Linked DNA regions of Homo sapiens: region 2 is linked to region 1. Evidence: chromatin contacts called from ENCODE Hi-C or POLR2A ChIA-PET data. All regions are on one chromosome and are shown on one strand. Each heading gives the region's core, a stretch centred on a gene start or an enhancer-like site at or near the end of the contact. The rest is flanking DNA. Distances are from core to core; before and after follow the strand shown.

Region 1 (3,187 bases), core at 504-3,003:
AGGTGGACACTGGGATGCATCTCCCATATCTCCTTCCTTCCTTCTTTCCTTCCTTCCTTCCTCTCTCTCTCTTTCTTTTTTTTTTTTTTTTTTTTGAGACAGGGTCTCACTCTGTCACCCAGGCTAGAGTGCAGCGGTGCGATCTTGGCTCACTGCAACTTCTACCTCCTGGTTTCAAGTGATTCTCCTGCCTCAGCCTCCCAGGTAGCTGGAATTACAGGCAAGTGCCACCATGCCCAGATAATTTTTGTAATTTTTGATAGGACAGGGTTTCACCGTGTTGGCAAGGCTGGTCTCGAACTCCTGGGCTTAGGCAATCCGCTCAACTCAGCCTCCCAAAGTGCTAAGATTACAAACGTGAGCCACTGCATCTGGCTCCAGATCCCTTTTCAATCAAGAACTTGTTACTCTAGTTCCTGAGGTACTGTCAACCTTTAGGGAAGAGATGGCTGATCCCAAGTCACACTCCTTCCTGTAGCAACCTACATCCAGTGACTGATTGATACAGGAGTATAAAGAGCTCTGGCTTTCTTGGCTTCACTTTTGACAACTCTGAAGGGTCATTTTAGTTCCAGAGCTGTTGGTGGGGTTGGCCAAGATAGTTTTAGAGCCTGCATCATGCTTTGCCTTCTCGCTCTGCCAGTCCTGATTGTGGCCTTTCCCTCTTCCACAAGTGTTCATCTCAAGGCATTCCCTGAGAACATCCTGAGTGCTAAACACCTTCTGAGCCTGCTTCCTAGGGAGATCCATCCTGTAACAATATTTTGTTAGAATTGGTTCTTCATAAGTCTGACTTCCCTACTGACTTGAAAACTTCTTGAGGGCAGGAAATGTGTCATATTCATTCCTAAGTCGCCAGTGCTTGGCTTGATATTAGGTCCAGAAAAAAAAAATTCATTGTATGTTCAATGAACCTCTGGGATAATAATAATAATAGTTAACCATTATATAGTATCCTCGATCAGCTAAATTCTATATTAAAGGCTTTGAACATATTAGCCTAAACCTACAACAGTCCTAGAAAGTAATATTATTATTATTACCATTTTACAGATAAGTAAAAGCAAGCACCTAACGGTTCGAAGTTCTACCCAAGCTTACATATCTAGTGGTGGATCTGGGCTTTGATTGCTGGAAGTCTGTCTCTGAAATTCACTCTCCTAGCCACTACTCCTTACTGCTTCTTGTATCTGTGTACCTATCAATCCACCACTTTATTGAAGGGGGATAGGAAAGAGCTAGGTAAGAGGATACGAAGGGTAGTTTTTTTGTTTGTTTGTTTTTTGTTTTTAATTTCAGGGGAACTGGAATTACCACAGAACATTTCTGGGGATGGAGTGTCTGCTTGTTTTGCCTGGAGTCCAGGCAGGGCATATGAAGAGTGTAGGGCAACAGAGCTCCCCAGGTGACTCAGATGCACAGGCAGGTGTGGGAATCCCTGATGCAGGGGGCAGTTTCAAGTGTGCAGAAGGCACTTACACAATTGCCATAACAGAGGCCCTAAGATGTGAAATGATCTGGCAATAGCTACCCTGGTAGAGAGAGAGGAGCCAAGACTCTCCCTTGTTTCAGGGTCCTGGTCCAGGGCTCTTTGAGCTGCACTTCCTGAAGTGGGGCCAGGAATCTGCCTTGGGCATGGGGGGGAACCACATACCTCACACGTGCATCTAGTGATTACTCAGGAAGTGGAGGCTTTGGGGCTGACAAACGGTACACCGGAAAGGAGAGGGGAGAGCCTGCCAGGAGGGGGTCGGCAAAGCCAGTTCCCTCAAAGCATTGTCCTTTCCTTCCTCCAACAGGATGCCAGGAGCCCCACAGAAAAGGGACTCATTTGTCTTCCTTCCCAGCACAATAACCTGTTGCTGGCCTTTCTCTTGGGCCTTGCTCAGAGCAACAGGATACAGTCTTTGCCAGGGGAGAAGGAAGGAAGGAAGGAAGGAGGGGAGGGAAATGACAGGAGCTCAGGATCTCCAGTCCCTAGCCTGGGCCCCGGAGAGACCCAGCACTGTGAGGCCAGGACCCAGACTAGAGCTGTCCAGGTCCAGTCGGCCTGGTATGAGGAACAATTTCGTTTTACAGAAAACCTTAATCAGATGTAAGCTGAGTAACCGTTAGAAGCTGAGCTATCATTTCTGAGCATATCTGAGTGGCCTCTCTCCAACTTTTATCTTAATCTCATTTAGAAAAGAAAAATAAATTGGGTCAATTTAGAACTGTACCTTCTTTCCTTTTTTTATTCATTGTTAAAAAGAAGAAAAGAAGGTATGCATTGGAGTTTGTTTGTTTGCCATGGAAAAACCCTCTTATTTGCTTGATTAAACAAAAATAACACAAGCTACATAGGAAAAATTTCAGCTACATAGACACCACCTTTGTTTTAAGGCTGTAGTAGTTGACATAGCATCTTCTTGCTACTTTCTCTAGCCTTCTCTGTGGACCACAGTGATACATTCAGAAGCCTGTTAGTTAACACAGGAGTTTTTGAACACTTTTCTATTGGTTTTTCACCTGCTCATTGTCCGTCATGCCTGAGGCCTGCAAAAGTAACCTTTAAAATTTAAAGGTGAAAACTACTGGGCACAGTGGCTCACACCTGTAATCCTAGCGCCTTGGGAGCCCAAGGCAGGAGGATAGCTCAAGTTCAGGAGTTCGAGACCAGCCTGGGTAATGTAGTGAGACTCCATCTCTACAAAAAAAAAAAAAAAATACAAAAATTAGCCGGGTGCCGTGGTGTGCACCTGTAGCTCCAGCTACTTGGGAGGCTGAGGTGGGAGGATTGCTTGACTCAGGATCATTGGAGCCTGGGAGGTGGAGGTTACAGTGATCTGAAATTGTGCCACTGCACTCCAGCCTAGGCAACAGAGTGAGACCTTGTCTCAAATTTAGAAAAAAAAAAGGAGGGTGGGGTATTTGGGGGGAAGCTAAAAGAGAAAAAAAAAATGGGGCATTTTTAAAGCTCTTTTTTTAATAATTGAGGTTCTTCTGGTCTCACCCGAAACCTACAGCATCAGAAAGTGCATGTGTGTGGATGGTAGAAGCGTGGAGGGGGCTTAGCTGTGGAAAAGATGGCAGTGGGTGGGTTGTAGAATTGGAATCAATATTGCAATCCACCACAGAGGTATAAACAAAACTGAACAAATCAATGCATTTTAATAAATGTTTATTTGTTGCATTTATGAACACATAT
Region 2 (3,187 bases), core at 503-3,002, 620 kb before region 1:
GCAGTGTGAAAATGGACTAATACAGAGTGAGGACGTGTATGCGCGCGCGCGTGTGTGTGTATGTGTGTGTATGAACACATATATTCATCTCACTTTCTCTTACTTGGCAAACTTGAAACAGCTTAAACAGGTTTAGTTTAAAAGGTTGAGCCCTTATCCAAAATTCTAGGAATCAGAAGTATTTTTAATTTTGGATTTTTGAATGTTTGTATTAAATAATTACTGGTTGAGCATCCCTAATCCAAAATCCAAAACTGGAAATGCTCCAATGAGCATTTCCTTTGAGCATGACATTTGGGTGTCATATCAGTGCTCAAAAAGTTTCAGATTTTGGAGCATGTTGGATTTAGATTTTCAAATTAGCGCTGCTCAACCTGTACTTTGGATTTTTCAGACAAATCTAGGTACAGGTCCCAACTCTCTCCCTTTCTGATTCCATGGCTTTGAGAACGTGAATTACCTTTCTAGAAATCTAGTTCCTCATTTGCAAATGAAGATAATAATATCTACCCACCTCACATAACCTCCTTTAAAGATTAAGTCTGGTTATATAATTAGAGTTCAGCATGTATCAGGTGATCAATTACTATTTGTCCCTTTCCTCTTTCTCACCTGCACCTTAGAGATTGAGAATTGACACTTGGGTAGGCAATGTCTTAACCAAGGAGACCCACTTAATAGGGGCCGAGCCTGGTATTCCCCTGGTCTAGGGTCCCTTTCATTGTTCAAAAGGCAGCCCAGTTGAAGTAGGGAAAAGCTCTGAAATAGGTAAACAGCAGTAACTCTGGAAATCTGGGAGTCTGATTCTTAGGGAATGAAAATTGAGCACATTAGACTGGTTAGTTCTGACAGATGAGGAAAAAAAAAATGAAATGGGAGGAAAAGAATAGATGGGAAAGGTAGAAAGCACCAAGGGCAAACATAACCTCCTTCCCATTTCTAACACATTGCAGTCCCTCCCTTTAGAGAAGCCCAAAGACTTTTTGTCCCTGTATTGGCTGCATTCACAAGGGCAGAGTCAGACATGTTTTAGACTAAGAAACAGGAGGCCCTGGATTTCATCTCGGATTCTCTCTATATAACCTTAGGACAGTTACCTCCTACTCTGGAACCAAATGTCCCCTTCTTTTAAATGCATTGGACTAGATGACTTGTTAAAGTCCCTTCTAGCTTTGATACTTTTTTAAATTAAAGAACAGGTATACAAACATATTCTGTAGCAAGTGGGTAAACACCTATTCAAACAGACTGGGTCCCTTCAAAACAGAGGCTTTGGGAAGGCCTGCTTTGTATGAAGTCCAAGGATGCCGATTCTTTGGGCAAAGCCATTTGTCAAGAGTCCATGATGGCTGATCATCTGCTGATTCTCGTATCTCTATTCACATCCAAGGGGGCTTCATTTGAATGGGCTGTGACTAGACTTCATGAACAGCAACAGACTCAGCCATTTTCATGCATGGTGTTTCAACATTCATCTCCAAACAGAAGGAATACAGTGGGCTGTTGTGACGAGAATTCTGTGGAGAACTATTTATGGCTGTGTTTTGGTTTACCCTCAGCCTAGTACACAGGGTACAGTTGAAAACGGCCTCAGCTGAAAACACTCTCTTGTCTTTCAGGCAAAATTTCCAAATTTTTACATGAAGGCCTGTTAGCTCCGGGCCTACTGCCCCTGTGGCTGCCTACTCTGTTCACCCTGAGAAACACAGTCATCCCTCTCTCCCCCTCCTCCTACAGCTTGGCCTCTGAGTCATTCCCAGCAGAGGCAAGGCATGTATTAAAAGCATATCATTAGGGATTTAGAGTTGGACAGACTTGGGCTCAAATCCCAGTTTTTCTACTTTTTAGCTATCTGACCTTAGGCGAGTCACTTAACCTCTCCAGCTCGCAGTTTCGCTAGGCAAAACTGGAAATAATAGTACCTATCCAACAAAACTGTTTTAAGAGTTAAAATGAGACACACTGCTGCAGATAAATCCTGATGGACATCCTGAGTTGTGTTTCTCTCTCTCCCTCAATCATTTTGGCCTGATCCATAGAAACCAGGCTTTGATCTCAATTTCCCTTCCTTAGATTTGCTTCTCTTTCTTACCTTGTGCTATATCCCCAGAGTTGGAGAGGGCAGGGGGTGCAGCCCTCTGCCTGTGCTGTCATCACTTCTGCCCAGGGACCCCTGACTACAAATAGGAATCTTCCCTTAAATGGACAGGAGATACAGGTAACAATAATAATTAATTTTATTAAGCACTTTCTATGAACCCAATTTATTATTACTCCTTCTTCATCATGAACCTAGAGGTAGGCACCATTGTCAATCTAATTCTACAGATCAGGAAACTGAATGTTGAAGAGGTTAGGTCTAAGGTCACAGGGCTAAGAGTGTGGAGGCCACATTCTACCAGTCTCTTGGCTTTTGAGAATTAGGATAGTCTCTGTATATTCATTCCTGTCTTTTTTGATACTCATCACCACAGTAGCTACCACCTCTTGAGTACCTACAATCATTACACACATTATCCCATTTGACTTGCCCAGCAATTCCATGAAGTAGATATTTTCATACTCATTTTACAAATTAGAGAGCTGAGCTTGGAGTAAGCATATTATCCAAAGTCAATTGGCTGTGAAATGAGAAGCCCAAATTCAGATACCATATATGATTTATTAGTAGCTCCCTGAGTACTGTACTATGTGCCAAGTACTTTATAAATAGTGACCCATGTAACAACTCTGTGAGGTAGATAACATTAGCACTCTCATCTTACAGCCAGGGAAACAGAGGCAGAGAGTAATTAAGAAACTTGCTCCAGGCCTCACAAGTAAAGAGTGGCAGAGCTGGGTTTTAATTCCAGGAAGTCTGGCTCAAGAGGCTGGGCAGTCAGCCTCTAGTGCTGTGTTGCCTTAAGAAGAGAAGGATGCCAGGTTGAGGTGAGGAGAAGAGGAGATGATCTCAAAGGCAGGGGAAATTTATTCCTGTACAGGCAGGAGGCTCAGTGAGTTTACGATCCACAATGCTTGAAGAAAGAACTCTCCACCCACGTAGACAGGAGCTGTTCCCCAGAGCCCTGGCTTCCCTCCTCCTAAAGGGGTCGGCCACTGTGGAGAATTTTCCAGCATTGAGCAATGGTGTAGGTGTTTCGTTTCCTTTAGGCCCACTGAGATGTATCATCAGGAAATTGCCTCAGAC

The links. Hi-C counts contacts between places; a loop is a spot of excess contacts on that map. ChIA-PET counts read pairs that join two places held with the same protein, here RNA polymerase II (POLR2A). Pooled maps may share reads with other maps.
Region 2: a pooled map shows a loop between it and region 1 (2.0-fold over the local background). The contact joins two enhancer-like sites. A Hi-C loop is called at or near these places in 10 of 168 maps with a recorded cell type or tissue (A673, B cell, CD4-positive, alpha-beta T cell and 7 more), 3 of 37 single-sample maps with no recorded cell type and 13 of 50 pooled maps. POLR2A ChIA-PET finds 5 or more read pairs at or near these places in 1 of 52 experiments (OCI-LY7).

What each region holds. Positions count from the first base shown.
Region 1 is chr1:59,082,927-59,086,113 of GRCh38, reverse strand. The region is part of intron 2 of LINC01358 (long intergenic non-protein coding RNA 1358); the gene reads right to left. Among named protein-coding and RNA genes, the nearest start is that of HSD52, 62 kb to the left of the region's middle. Within about 2 kb of position 1,753, at least 10 of the 41 ENCODE cell types and tissues checked have a DNase peak (open chromatin) inside an H3K27ac peak, as active enhancers do.
Region 2 is chr1:59,705,941-59,709,127 of GRCh38, reverse strand. The region is part of intron 14 of FGGY (FGGY carbohydrate kinase domain containing); the gene reads right to left. Among named protein-coding and RNA genes, the nearest start is that of MIR4711, 26 kb to the left of the region's middle. Within about 2 kb of position 1,752, at least 13 of the 41 ENCODE cell types and tissues checked have a DNase peak (open chromatin) inside an H3K27ac peak, as active enhancers do.